2 separate regions of the Homo sapiens genome follow, and region 1 is linked to region 2. The links are chromatin loops, found by intact Hi-C in ENCODE. Cell type or tissue: PC-3. All regions are shown on one strand.

The links. Hi-C counts contacts between places; a loop is a spot of excess contacts. Peaks named below come from ENCODE experiments on the same cell type or tissue, not always from the same donor. Only the 100,000 strongest peaks of a DNase experiment are listed, where the experiment ranks them.
Region 1: it touches region 2 in a loop (7-fold over the local background); 12 of 110 quality-filtered maps call a loop at or near these places.

Annotation. Positions count from the first base shown.
Region 1 is chr5:39,688,865-39,696,864 of GRCh38, reverse strand. No RefSeq gene overlaps it. Among named protein-coding and RNA genes, the nearest start is that of LINC02104, 170 kb to the right of the region's middle. In PC-3, CTCF peaks have their summits at 4,456 and 4,674 (motif pointing right); a DNase peak (open chromatin) is centred at 4,684.
Region 2 is chr5:39,596,977-39,604,976 of GRCh38, reverse strand. No RefSeq gene overlaps it. Among named protein-coding and RNA genes, the nearest start is that of LINC02104, 81 kb to the right of the region's middle. In PC-3, a CTCF peak has its summit at 4,948; a DNase peak (open chromatin) is centred at 5,026; H3K27ac peaks cover 487 bases.

The DNA of each region.
Region 1 (8,000 bases), 92 kb before region 2:
GCTAAAAAGCCTGTCTGTAAACTATGCCATTTAACCAAGGGGTTAGACTCTAAACTTGGAAGTTCAATGGTCAAAATGCTTTTACTTATGAAGAAAGATAGTATTTTATTTTCTAAGCATTAAAAATACTCCAAGACTTTTGATTTAATTATCCTTTCTTTTTTTTATCCTCATATATATGGATATACATGTATAAAATGCATTATTTTAAATATGAACATAAGATATTTAATTATCATGTCATTAATGACATAGAGTGCATGTATTTTTCACCAGGTTTTGATAATAATCAAGTTTATCATTCATTGCATACTGACATTTTAGTCAAGCTCGATCACATAGCTGAGATAACTGATCTAAGCGTGAAATAAAACAGACAAAAAGCAAGTATAAAGTGCAGCACAGTAGACTATCCAATAACCATAGGTTTGAATTCACTTAAAAATATAATTAATTAAAAACAATATTAAAAACAATAACTTAAAAATAGGCAGACATAGGCGTTACATACACATATAACCATTATACTACATAGCTCCTTTCACCTTCCCAGAAATTTAGGAAGGAGATGGAGGATATAGGCAAAAAGAGAAGATAGCGGAGGGAATGAAGGGGGTGGAAGGTGAGTAGGCAGCAGAGGCCAGGGGAGGAAAAAGGAGAAGGAACAAAGAAAGAGAAATACAGAAAATGGGGCGGAATAGCGAGGCAGCAGAATGAGAATAATTCAATGTCTTGCTGATTTTTCCTTCCATGCCTTTGTGCTTGATACTTTGTGTCTAATAAAAAAAAATGTTTGGTGTGTTGTAAATATTTTTTCTCAAGGGAGCAAAGTTTCTTCTTCCATTTAACTCTTGGTCAAGTAAGTGGTGGCGGGATGATTTTTCATACTGACGCCTTCTCCCAAAATGTAATAGATTTTTACAGAGAAGACAGCACATCAGCTTCCAGGATGTTACAATTACACACGGATGATCTTTTCTATGTGTTCTGTGTTTTTGGCATTAATCGGACCTCTAGCCCAATGGTGACATGAGCTTGATGATCTTCGTATTAGACAGATACCATGACATATGCACTCTTTTTATATTATTAATGAACATAGGCAAAGAAATGTGCAGCACAGGCCTAATAAGATAGAGAGAATTTCCATTTCTATTGTTATCTTTTACATTTATTTGGCTTGGCTTTTATTTTAAGGGATAGAATTGCTTTATAGGAAAAAAAAAAGCAGTAGGCAAACTATAAGGATCATTAAGTCTCAGGGTTAGCTCAACCCTTAACTAACTTAAAGAATTTGAGTATTCCTCAGTGAACAATTTGTTTTTAATATATAAAATCCTTATTTTTTCTGCTCAATAAACTATAAAACAACAACAGAAATGCTGTTCATTATTACTATTTTTGCATTAATGTTGCCAACGCTGTATCATAATTTATTACCATTTTTAAGTTTCACAGTACCAATTAATTCCCTTTCTTCTGTCCTCATATATCCCATTTAAGGGATTTTCTTTTTTGCAATGCATTTCTTCCCTGAGATCTCGTTCCAAGCCTGTAGCTGTGCTTGCGTGGGCAATGAGCTGAACTTCACATCTTGGTGAGCCAGTAGAGTTAAACTAACCTATTTACAATAACAACCATGTGTTGCTATGAGATGTGCCTTGAGAAGACTGAAAATCATTATCTTTGTCATGTGAGCAGAAGGTATAAATAAGGTGACCAGAAAGGTTTTATTTGTGTTAGCAACAGACGCAGAAGAGCAAAACAGCTATTCTAATAATATTGCCCATATGCTGGTGCAAACAAAAGAAAAATCTAGCAGTCCCAGGCTAAGTGAATTAGTGCTCCTCAGTGATGCCATTGCCCAAGGCAGGGTTTTGTTCTTCCTCTCTGATGTCTTTTCAGTGCCAAATGGCTTGTCAGTTCCCACTAATGAAGAGCCAGTCTGCCTAGACTCCGAGTTGGACAGTTATAGGGGATATCACATTATTCACAAGTTCTTAATGTGATATCCCCTACAACCCTGGATGCTCTGTTGGGTCCTAACAATGCCAATAGGAGGTTCTGTGTTGCTTTCCACTTTAGTTTTCAGAATCGCTGCTCTTGTCTGCTATCATTTCTAGCTAGAATTTTGTCATCCTCCTTTATCATTTGCTCCCTTGTCTCCAAATACAAAATGGAGAAGATTGACCACACATGAGATATACAAGTAGTTATACGTAGGTGACGACTGAGGGAAAAAGGTCTGCACTTTAATTTACAATCCCATGAGATATGTACATTTTTTCTAGTACAATTCATGGGTCTGGTGAACAAGTTTCTCTTTTCCTTACCTGGCCACCAACTTATTCACATAAACATTAAAAAGAGTCTTTAAAGAAAGTAGAAATTCTCTTCTGGGGAATGTGAAGGCATAAGGGGAGGAAATACTAATGCTTGCCTTGATATTAGTAATATAACATGGCTTGCTTGCCCATGTATCTAAACATCAGGATTTTTGAAAAAGCTTTTTTACTCTGACTTGTTTCTCCTTGGCTCCAGTAACCTCAGCAGATTTGTAGCACTGTGGATAAGATTCTGATAGTCCACATTTACCCACACATAAATCAAATACTTTTTTGAGACTCATTTTACATACAGTATGTTATAGTAAATCCTGTGAAGAGTACAAAGATGTGTTAGTGCATTTACCAGATAGATCAGAGTCTAAGAAAAGAGCTTAACACCTATAAGTAAACAACTTTTATACACGTTTTATTCTCTTTCATGGAGCGCAACATTAGAATCTATTGAAGTCAAGCTAGAAATCTCAGCATCATTCACAACTTTTCTCCCTTGTGCATCACACATTAGTTATAAGAGCTTGCATAGTTTATTTCTCAATTTTTCTTAATGTTTCCCTTCTTTTCACTGCCAATGCTCATAAATGTAATATTTATGTACCAATGTTCATAAACTTAAACTTTCTTGGTTGATCTAGTGCAACTAATTCTTTGTTTAATATTCTGAAAGTCTATGGAGCTATTGAAAGATTTAGAGCCAAGGGAATATGTATGACTGGTCTTAAAAAAAAAACAGTGTTATTAACTTAGGATCTGGATCATGAATGCACAGATTTGCTAGAAGGGTAAAGATAATTTTAATCGCATGGATAAAGAGAAAAAAGAGAGAAGAGGTTAAATCAGAAATTATTCACAAAGAGGAATCCTTAGAAACTTAGTTTATTACCTTTATTAGGGCCATAGGACATGTGCGTCAAAATATAAATCCTCTACAAATTAGCATAATATTCACTGAATTCAGATAATTTCACTAGGTGTTTGTGATGGACACAGAGGCGTGTCACCCAGATTCTCATTTGACACCTGAATGATAATTGACATAGACATACTACGGAGTTGAAAGAGCCCTTGTTTTGGAATCAGAACCTGTGGCATGAGAGATGTCACAGTGAGGAATGTCAAGTGGAAGCCTATAAAATTCTCCTTTCTACACCTGGTCAGGTACCAAACCAAAAACACCATATCCAAGGAGAGGACTCATGGGCAATAGCAGATGATTTAGCTAGCTGGTCAAGGGCTGGGAACAGAGAAAGATTGGGAAACCCAGGAAAAAATAACTGAAGTAGAAGTATATTGCTAGACCTACTGGAGGAGGGGCTAAAGATGAATATTTTTTGTGTCATATGCTAGCTCCTACAAGAGATTTACCATCACAATAAAGGCACTAAATCACAAGCACACAAAATGATTTGGCTAGTTGATGTCAGCCAGCATCTCTCATTGGCCACCCCAGTGCTGGCACGATAAGCACATCAAAAGATGGCCACAGTGGTAAAGATGAACCAAGGTTGATAGAGCTACTGCCACCACTGAACACCTAACCTACCAACAACAAACAGTGCTGAACCCTCAACAATATGCCACCATTCCTTGAGGAAACCAACTTGCATCATTATTCACTAGTGCACAGGCCGGCTATTTGTTTTGATAGAAATATTTTTGTTTGATAGAAATATTTGTTTGATAGAAATAGATAAATATTTGGGGTATGAGTTTTTCTTTCCTGCTAATAGGATCCAAACTACCACCACTACCCAAGGGCTTGTAACATGTTTGATCTACTAGTATGCCTTCCCACATAACATCACAAATCTAGAAGCCCACTTTATAGCAAAGACTATGTGGGTGGGGGTCCGTGGCCATGAGATTCATGGATCATATCACATATCAGACTATCCAGAACCTACTGGTCTCACCACATTCTGGAACAGCCTCCTGAAGGCATAGGTGAAACATCAGCTCAGATATAATTCTTTTTGGGGATGATGTCTACATACTCTAAGATGCAGTATACATTTGAGTCACAGAACTTTGCATGGTGCTTTGCATCCAGAATACAGGGGTCCAGTAACAGAGAGGTAGAAACAGGAGTGGTCACACTTATTCTCACTTACAATTACCCACTTGGGGAATTTGTGCTTCTCATCCCAAATATAGCCTCTCCAGAGTAAAGAGTTCATGGTCCTTACTAAGAGGGGACATTTCATCCAGAAGACACAGAAACAGCCCTATGCATCTGTAAGTTATGGCTGTTCTCCAGGTATTTTAGGCAGGTAGCAGCAGGTGAAAAGCGCTAGAATGTTGGACAGTAATTAAGATTGACCACTGGAGGGAGATAGGGATGCTATTACATGCTGGAGGCAAGGAGGACTATGTTTGGTCTCACACTGGGCATCTCTTGTTACTAACTTGCCCTTTTGTGATATTAAATGGACAAATGCAGCAATCACAGTCTGAGAAGCCATGGTGACCATGGGCTCAGACCCTCTTAAGGATATTGTGTAAAGACATGACAACGGGTAAGCCACTGAGACCAGCAACGGTGTTCCCTGAAATAAGGGAAATCTAGAATGGATGGTGAAGGAGGTAGCCTGTGACAACTGGTTGTGGCCCCAAAGTTAGCTCCAGTAGACCGGGCTGTAGCATCAGAAGCCTAGTGGAGTTCTCCCCATATATGTAACTAGATCCAAGCAGTGCACGTGTAGACTCTGATAAACATGAAGATGTACCACTTTGATCCCTTTTGAGAAAGGTCGTGCTGCCAGCTGCAGGGAATGTGGCCAGCAGACAGCCTGCCGCTGTCAGCCACTTCAAGGACTGCCTCATCTGAAGCATCAGCTTACCCAAGGACAGGTCTTTCCTAAGAAGGCCCACATTCAATGACTGATTGAGGTAGTTGTGATCCAATCTTTCCCAACACTCTAGGGGCCGCGCTAACTCCAGAGCTCCAGAGAGGAGGCTGGTATTAGGCCTGTGCTGCTACTTGACTTGTCTTCATGCCCCTGCATGCCATTTCAGGGTATGGCTCCAAGAAAACTCAAAACTTGAAAGTGGTGATAAACATTTTTTAAAAAATTCTTTCAAATGATTTGGTAACTATACTGAAAAAAGGTAAACAAGTTACAAATTCCTTCAGCGGTGAGAGCCTGTTCTATTCACCTCTAAATCTTCAGTGCCTGCTGTGGTAGCTGATAAATAGCATTAAATTGCAATGAACTGAATCATACTGAATTAGAATGCTGAAATGTTATAAAATATTTAATGTTTTACAAAAGTTACTTTTAAAAGTAGCTAATAAATAGCATTAAATTGCAATGAACTGAATCATACTGAATTAGAATGCTGAAGTGATATAAAATATGTAGTGTTTTACAAAGTTACTTTTATATTAGAAATCCTTGGCCAGGCACGGTGGCTCACGCCTGTAATCCCAGCACTTTGGGAGGCCGAGGCGGGAGGATCACGAAGTCAGGAGATCGAGACCATCCTGACTAACATGGTGAAACCCCGTCTTTACTATAAATACAAAAAATTAGCCGGGCATGGTGGTGGGCGCCTGTAGTCCCAGCTACTAGGGAGGCTGAGGCAGGAGAATGGCGTGAACCCAGGAGGCAGAGCTTGCAGTGAGCCAAGATTGCTCCACTGCACTCCAGCCTGAGTGACAGAGTGAGATTCCGTCTCAAAAAAAAAAAAAAAGAAATCCTTACCTGTTCCTGTTTACTTATTTGTTTATAGAGTGTAACATGTATGATAACTAACACTATCATCTCACTAAGTTTTTACACTCTTGCTGTTGAGGGAATCCTGGTCCCACTTCTCATCTGCCATGAGGGAATATTCATGAAAGTTAAATTTATGACCACCCTTTTTACCTTCTCACCCAACTTGGGAGGTTGGAAGAAGTAACTGCCTGTGAGTTTGGCACCTTCTTTATTTTGGAGCAAACTACCAACAGCAGGCACACATTTTTGCCTGTCTTATAACACATCTGTTTCTGTGGGCTGTTGAATTGAGGGCAACGTGGGCAATTATTCCAATCTGAGAAAAGATGAGAAAGTTTTAGGAAGTCAATTTTGCTTTTAACCCAAGCAAAAAAGAGCTCTATCAATGATTGTTGAAAACCAGCTCTGTCAATCACAAAATATTTTAATGCCTATCAAATGAAATTTTATGTACAAACATCTCAGGTAGGGAGAGGGGTATGATTCAGCTCCAAATTCTGTCTTACCCTCCAATGATTATTTCTTTCCCTATTTGTAAGAATCTGCTTCCCACTGGCACCCATCTCATCTCCCAACACTCTTTATCAACTCATCCTCATAATCCCTTGTGGCAGAATCTGTTGGAGTATTGACTCATGATCAGTGTGTAAAACTTTAGGGCTGGAGACTGTAAACAGAAGCAGGAAACATTATCCTCTCTTACCCCTTGTGATTGTTCTCACCTATAACCTTCAGGCTAGGCAACTACTGCTCTGTTAGGGTGAGGAAGGTCCCTGTGATGACAGTAAGTCCTCTCAAGTACTGATATTTCATTCTAAGACTTACACTGAAAAATGTTTATTTAGCATAAAGAAGATGATAAGCCACTTAAAATAATGAAGATTTTATTTTCTTATTATTTTACTTCACTTTTCTTGGGGAAGAGTAAAACTTCTGCCTCATAATTCTCTGTCTTGTCTAGCAAAATTAGTATCTTTAAAAAAATATTTCACTAGCATATTAAATTAATTTCCCATAGACCAAGTTTCTTTGCAGCTCCCCCAGATTGCAAGTATCATGTAGAAAAAATAAGTGATTTGCATAAATTACTGATTAAATCCAAGCTCTGTGGATAACTCTGTGGTAACTTCAAGTTTTAAAATATATTTTTGAGTCTGTAGTGATATGGTCCTGAAATGCAGTCTTCATAAGTTCTTTTTAAACATAAATGATTTTTTCCTATATCACTGAAGCTTTCCTTCACATTTGTTTTTTTTTTAAGGACAAATCTAAAATGTCTGAGCTTAGAAAAAATCTTTTAAAAGTCTGAGCTTAGAGGTTTACCATAATTAGAGAGAATGGTGCGATTCAATTTTATATTTGTTGTATTTATTATCATTTGTTTTAATGATAAAATAGAAATATGTATGTATATTTCACTGCTGTTTAGCATAACAGAACATGTATTTTTCCATTTTTAAAAGGCCATTTTTTCTTCTCTCTCTCCCGAACATTCATCTGTATCCAAATAAACAGGCCAATCGCCTGGTGTGTATTTTTTCATTTTCATATAATCACAATAAAAAATACAGAGTGCTTTCGTATTGTTTTTACAAGTCAACTTATATATGTTGATCTTTGACCAGCTTTCTCACTTAACAACGCATTAAAAATCTTCAAGTCAGAACATAGGCATCAACCATCCTTATATTATTGCTTTGTGATTTTTAAATGAATATAGTTTATTTCTGAGAGCAATTTCAGAATTACAGAAAAATTGAGCTGAAACTACAGGAACTTCCTACAAATCTCCTGACAAACACAGCCATACAACCCTATTATTTACATATTGCATTAGTTTAGTGGTACTAAACTAAACTATAGACTTCAGCTAATAATAATATACCAACATTGGCTCATTAATTATAAAAAATGTGCCATACAAATGCATCAAAAC
Region 2 (8,000 bases):
GACATTCTGGAAAAAAACAAAACCATGGAGGTGGGAAAAAAGATCTGTGGTTGCTAAAGATTAGGAGAAGGAAGGCATAAATCAACAGGGTGCAAGGATTTTTAGGGCAGTGAAGCTCTTCTGTGTGGTACTACAATGGTGGATGCCTGTTATTATATGTTTGTCAAAACCCATAGCATGTGCAATAGCAAGAGGGAACTCTCATGTAAACACTAGGCTTTGAGTGATAATGATGTGAGAGTGTACAGTCACAGAGTAAGACAAATCTACCACTCTGGTGCAGGGTGTTGATATTCCGCGAGGCTGCGTATGGGGTGGGGTGAAGGACAGAGTGTATATGAGAACTCTCTGTACTTCCTGCTCAGTTTTCCTGTGAATCTAAAACAGCTGTAAAAATAAAGCCCACTTATAAAGACAGACGTGGAGAATTTATTCAAATTAATTTACAAGCACATTAAGAAATAGTTCCACAGTTTAGACTAGCAGTTACAAAGAAATCTTTAAATGGAAACTCCTTTATTTAGGGTGTGGCCATAGGAACAAATGCATTATTTTTTTAAAATAAAAAAGTATACTTTATGTAACCAGTTAATTGGCAACCCACTCTCTAGAAATGGGCCTGACAAGCTCAACGTGGAGGATGTATCAAGTAATGTGTTCCGTTGGCAAAATTATAGGTTCATTTACCAAAGGTTAACAACTATATTACAATGCCAAAAGTTTTGTTTCAATTAAAATAGTTGAATATTATTAATTCCATAAGTTGTCCACAAGTAAAAATGATGTTTAACTGCCAGTGTTGCCTTTACTGAAAGGAAGATAACTCTCAAAGATAATTCTCAAATTTTGGTGCCTGACACTGGTTAAAATTGGCACGAAGATTTTGACATAAATATTTTTTACCTTTTCTGGCTTGTTTCTAATCCTGATTTGTCATTTTTCTTAGTGGCTTATCATTTAATATTTGTCAGAGTTCAGTGGGTGTTATTTCTCTGTCTCTTTCTTATTGTTAATTCTTACATTCCACATATAACTTCAAATAGCTCATTCTCATAAAATAATTTTCTGATGTAAATATTCTGGCAGAGAATAAATTAGTATATGGGAATTCGGTAGTCATTTTTCTACAACAACCAACTTATAGTCTTCCATTTTATTACCTCTTTTATCCAAATTTAAATAAATTTTGCTGAACAAAACATTTAGAATTAGATTCAATAAATCAAATCATTATAATATTTTGTCATTGTTGACTTTAGAAGAGTCCAGGGCATGGAGAAAAAGCAAGGAACTTTGTGTGATAAAAGTAACAAACTTGAAACTTCTTAAATATTAAATAATTTATATTTATATTTTTAATAATTTGGGCAATTATTTGGGAAAATTAAGTCAGATTTTTTACCTCATGCTATTAAAAAAGGTGACGTAAGTATTTGTATGTGTGACTGGATGAATAATATCTCTAAATATACCCAGGTTCTAATCTTTGGAACCTGAGAATGTTACTGTATATTGCAAAAGGGACTTCACAAGGTGATTAAGTTAAAGAGTTTGAGATGGGGAGATTATCCTGGAATACCTAGGGATGTCCTATATGCAATCACAAGTGTTCTTATAAGAGGGACGCAGAGGAAGATTTGACTACAGAAGAGATGGAGCTGTGACAATGGAAGGAAAAGACCAGAGTGTTGTGAGGAAAGGATCACAGGCTAAGGAAGCACGCAGCCTCCAGGAGCTGGAAAAGGCATGGAAACAACTTCTCCCCTGAACCTCCAGAAGGAACCAGCCTTGCCTACCTGCCCACACCTTCAGCCCAGTGAAACTGATTTCATGCCTCCTGCCTCCAGAATTGTGTTGTTTTAAACCACCCAGTTTGTGGTAATTTGTTTCAGCAGCCATAGGTAACTAAAACCATATGCAAAAAGAAAGATATGTAGTTTTTTCTGTGTGTGTATATTTATATATAATTGTATATGTATACATACACACACACCAAATACATATGGTATGCACATTGAAGCAGTTGAGAGACATAACTGATGTCTATGGCCCACTTCAAAATGCATAAAAGTGATTGATGTGATGGATAAAGGGATGGAAAGATGTACAGATACATTTAAAAAGTCAGTATAGTATAATATTACTGTAGAATCTAGATGGTGGGGATATAGATTTATACTGTAAAATTTCTTCATGTTTTCTATGTTTGAACCATTTTCTAATACAATATTGGAGAAGAACATAGATGAAACTGGAGGTTACCATGAGATAGGAAGCAATCTTTTATCTCATGACAACAAGGGAAAAAGCTGAAAATAAAAAGATTATTGAATCTGCCGAGTCAAAATGAAAAGCTTTTGGGTCAAAAATTTTTAAAAATTAACAAAGTTCATAGAAAAACAATGTACTGGGAAATATTTGCAACATGTGTGTGAAAAGACGTGTATCCATAATATGATAAATAAAGATCGTCATTGGAGGTGTTTAAAGATCTGATAGGCTGGTGCAGTGGCTCATGCCCATAATCCCAGCACTTTGGGAAGCCAAGGCAGGTGGATCATTTGAGGTCAGAAGTTTGAGACCAGCCTGACCAACATGGTGAAACCCCCATTTCTACTAAAAATACAAAAATTAGCCAGGCAGTAGTGGCGTGCACCTGTAATCCCAGCTACTAAGGAGGCTGAGGCAGGAGAATTGCCTGAGCCTGGGAGGCAGAGGTTGTGGTGAGCCGACATTGCACCACTGCATCCAGTCTGGGCAACAGAGTGAGACCCTGTCTCAAAAAAAAAAAAAAATGCTGAATACATAAAGCTATTATGGTTAGGATTCAGGTAACATTCTGTAGCAGTAGTTAAATTTTGTAGTCAACTATTTGTCTATCTCAACTACATTATTATTTTTATTATGTCATGAAAATTATATACAAAGGGCGTGGAAGAAGAAACTCAATCAGAGGTTGTGAGAAAGTTGTCCCTTATTGGTAAGATGATGCTAGTTAGTAACATAGATGGTACCCTGGACATTTCACCAGCAGAACATGTGCATTTAGTGCTAACTCAGAGCCAGGGGTACATCTAAAATGACCTAGCTGGCTGGGCACGGTGGCTCACGCCTGTAATACCAGCACTTTGGGAGGCCAATGCAGGTGGATCACGAGGTCAGGAGTTCAAGACCAGCCTGGCCAAGATGGTGAAACCCCATCTCTACTAAAAAAAAAAAAAAAAAAAAAAAAAAAAAAAAAGGCCAGGCACGGTGTCTCACGCCTGTAATCCCAGGACTTTGGGAGGCCCAGGAGGGCGGATCACGAGGTCAGGAGATCAAGACCATCCTGGTTAACACAGTGAAACCCCGTCTCTACTGAAAATACAAACATTAGCCGGGCTTGGTGGCGGGCGCCTGTAGCCCCAGCTACTCGGGAGGCTGAGGCAGGAGAACTGCGTGAACCCGGGAAGCGGAGCTTGCAGTGAGCCGAGATCGCGCGGCTGCATTCCAGCCTGGGCGACAGAGAGAGACTCCATCTCAAAAAAAAAAAAAAAATAGCCAGGTGTGGTGGCAGGCGCCTGTAATCCCAGCTACTCGGGAGGTTGAGGCAGAGAACAGCTTGAACCCAGGAGGCGAAGGTTGCAGCGAGCCAAGATTGCGCCACTGCATTCCAGCCTGGGCAACAGAGCCCAGACTCCATCTCAAAAAAAAAACAAAAAATAAAAAATAAATGACCTAGTTGCAGCTTTTCCTTGACCTTTCTCCTAAGGCATAAAGCTATTTTCTAAGAAACTAGCACATCACTAATTAAATTAAACAATATAAAATGCTATTGAATTATTATTTACTGTAATATTGGCCATTTAACTATTATAAATAAATGACTTACCATGTGAAAAAGAATGAATGTTTTTATTATGGTGTATCCAATCAATGGAAGAGTAGGCAGCCAGTGCAAATTGTTTTCAGAGAATTTTTGGCGATCAGAAGAAATTTTCATAAAAGATGTTGTATAGCAGTATATAAAGTTGTCTACATGGTATGATCCCAATATTTTCACAAAATCTTTTAAGTAAAAATAAACAGAAAACATAAGGACTAGAAGGATATCAAATTGAAAGTAGTTTTTTTTCTGGATTGTGGGAAATAGCCTTTGTTATCATCTTTCCATTTATGCATGGGATTTTTTTTGCAATAAACATGAATAACATAATGAAACAACACTACACCATAAAAGGTATATTATGTATGGATGTATATAGATATAGCTTTAAGTGAAAGCAGCAAATGCAGTAGACAGTGTAATCAGATAAAATTGTGTCAGCAGTGGCTCCAATTCTAGCAAACTGAAGGAAAGTGGTCACGACCACTGAAGGAAAGTGAATACCACCGTGCCTGCTTCTCCACTGTGCAACCCTGGTTATACATTGGAATCAGGGCATTTTTAACCTAAATTCCTGGGCTGTGCCCTTGGAAATTCTGAGATTTTTCTGAGTGGGGATGAGGTAACTGTATTTTATTAAATTTCCCCCAACTGACTCTAATGACAGGAAGATTTAGATATTACACAGTTAAGCAATGGTTCTTAAATTGTATTATGTAGAAGAATCACTTGGTGCTTGTTCAAAAATACAAATTCTTGGACCTGCACCTCCACAAATTCTGATTCTTTCAGTTTGAGGTAAAGCCCAAGCAGAAATCTGTATTTTAAACACCCAACTTTTCTGATACAGATGTTCCATAAAAAACACTTTACATAAACTTGAGCAATTAATGTTATAACACATATAGGAAAGTTAACAGAAAGTACCTTCTGAGGGCAATTTTTATCATTACTCGAAATTCACACAGCCATGAGCATATACATTTGTATGTATATATACATATTTTTTTAAGTGTTTTACTTCCAAATTAATCTAATTCTCAGTTGCCATTTGTAGTTTACCTTTTAAATGCAAAAGTGTCACCTAGGGGTAAAAATAGGTAACTGCAAGATGATTTCAGTTTTTGCATTAAATTCTTTAATTTGTACATATTTCATCTCTAAAACTTTATTGCCCAAGCACTAGAGAGGCAAGACTGAGTCATGATTAAAAGCAAGAGTTCTGACGTCCTACTGACCTTTGACCCCTTGCTTTGTCACTTACTAGCTGTGTGCTTCTCAGAGCCACCATTCCTTTATCTGTAAGCAAGGTTATCAGTAGTGCTTACTCCACGGGGTTAAGTAACAGAATACAGCAAAGCGCTCAGCACAGCGTCTAGAATACACTACAAGCTCAGTAAGAGGTTGTCTTTTCTTGTACCAAAATCTACTCTCTAAATACGATTCATATTGAACTTGAGTAATGTGACTCCAGTAGCAAATATCATTCTTGATCATTGTGAGAATGCTGCTAGCATCGAAAATCTGAAATTAAAATTTTATCTGCAGTCACATTTATGTAAACTACTTAGCTTACTATGATTTCTAACTCTGACAAGTTCATTCAAAACTAGCAATCCGGGAGGGGCCAAAATGGCTGACTAGAAACAGCTGTGGTCAGAGTCTCCCACTGAAAACAAAAATGGCGAGTGAATCCTACACCAGCAACTTCTCTCATTGGGACTGACTAGACAGTTGGTGCAACCCATGGAGAGAGAGGAAAATCGGGGTGGACCAATGGCCCACCTGGGAGCCGCATGGCAAGAGGAGCTCCCACTGTAGCCAAGGCAGGTGGTGAGTGATTGTGCTACCTTGCCCAGGAAACCACGCATTTCCCACGGATCTGTGCAACCTGTTAATGAGGAGACCCCCATCGTAAGCCATGCCACCAGGGCCTTGGATCTCAAGCACAGAGCTGTGTAGATTCTTAGCAGCCACTCAGTTGGAGACTGCCTAAGACTACCAAGTTCCCGCGGGGAGGGGCGGGTGCCACCACTGCAGCTCCCATCTGCTGTTCGTCCCCTGCTGGTGCAGGGGAGACTTGGACCCAGGAGGAATTCCCCAGAGCGCAGCACAGTGGCTGTGGCAGATAATAGCCGGACTGCCTCTTTAGGCTGGACCCTGACCCATCCCTCCTCACTGGGTGAGGCCTTCCTGCAGGAATTTCAGCAACTCCAGCCAGGGGTTTATGGACAGAACTCTGATTTCCCTGGGATGGAGCCCCTGCGGGGGAGGGGCAGCCATGTTCTCCACAGGTCAGCAGACTTAGTCTTTCCCCTGCTGGCTTTGAGGAATCTGGGCCGTCTGGATTAGTGGGATTCCCCCCCAGCACAGCACACTCCCTCCACCAAGGGGCAATCAAAGTGCTTTGTTAAACGGGCCCCTGAACCCGTGCCTCCTGACTGGGCGAGACCTTCCCCCAAGAGGGGTCACCAGACACCAGATACAGTGGTCACCAGAAACCTATACAGAAGCGTTCCATTGGCATCAGCCTCTCTGGGAGGAGCTCCCAGAGTAAAGAGCAGGCAGCCATCTTTGCTGTTCAGCAGCCTCCATTGGTGATACTTCCAGTTGCAGGAGGGACCCAGATGAATTGAGTCTGGAGTGGATCCTAAGCAAATTGCACAGCCCTATGGGAGAGGGGTCTGACTATTAAAAAGACAAACAGAAAGCAACAACAACATCAACAAAAAAGACCCCACAAAAACCCCATCCCAAGGTCAGGAGCCTCAAAGATCGAAGCTAGATAAAGTCACAAAGATGAGAAAGAATCACTGAAAAAACATGGAAAACTCAAAAAGCCAGAGTGCATCTTCTCTTCCAAATGGTCACAACAACTCTCCAGCAAGGAAACAGAACCGAGCAGAGGATGAGATGGATGAGCTGAGAGAAGTAGGCTTCAGAACATGGATAAAAATGAACTTCAGTGAGCTAAAGGAGCATGATCTAACCCTGTGCAAAGAAGCTAAAAACTATGATAAAACATTACAGGAAGTGTTAATCAGAATTACCAGTTTAGAGAGGAACATAAATGACATGATAGAGCTAAAAAACACAACACGAGAACTTCACGATGCAACCACAAGTATCAATAGACCAAGTGGAGGAAAGAAGTACCAAATAGACCAAGTGGAGGAAGTACCAAATAGACCAAGTGGAGGAAAGAATTTCAGAGCTCGAAGACTATCTTGTTGAAATAAGACAAGCAGAGAAGATTAGAGAAAAAAGAATAAAAAGGAATGAACAAAACCTCCAAGAACTGTGAGATTATGTAAAAAGATTGACCCTATGACTGATTGGGGAACCTAAAGAGATGGGGAGAAAAGAACCAAGTTGGAAAACATATTTCAGGATATGATCCAGGAGAACTTCCCAACCTAACAAGGCAGGCCAACATTCAAATTCAGGAAATCCAGAGAACCCCAGTAAGATATGCCATGAGTAGATGAACCCCAAGACACATAATCTTCAGATATTTCAAGGTCAAAATGAAGGAAAAAATGTTAAGGGCAGCAGGGACAAAGGCGAAGTCACCTACAAAAGAAAGCCCATCAGTCTAACAACAGACCTATCAGTAGAAACCATACAAGCCAGAAGAGATTGGGGGCAAATATTCAACATTCTTAAAGAAAAGAATTTCCAACGCAGAATTCCAGCCAAACTAAGTGAAAGAGAAATAAAATCCTTTTTAGACAAGCAAATGCTGAGGGAATTCATGACCACCAGGTCTGCCTTGCAAGAGCTCCTGAGGGAAGTACTAAATAAGGAAAGGAAAAACCGTTACCAGTCACTACAAAAACACACTGAAGTACAAAGACCAATGATGCTATGAAGCAACTATATCAACAAGTCTGCAAAATAACCAGCTAGCATCATAATAGGATCAAATTCACACATAACGATATTAACCTTAAATGTAAATGGGCTAAACACCCCAATTAAAAGACACAGAACGGCAAGCTGGATAAAAAAACAAGACCCACCAGTGTGCTGAATTCAAGATACTCATCTCACATGAAAGGACACACGTAGGCTCAAAATAAAGGGATGGAGGAAAATTTACCAAGCAAATGGAAAACAGAAAAAAGCAGGGGTT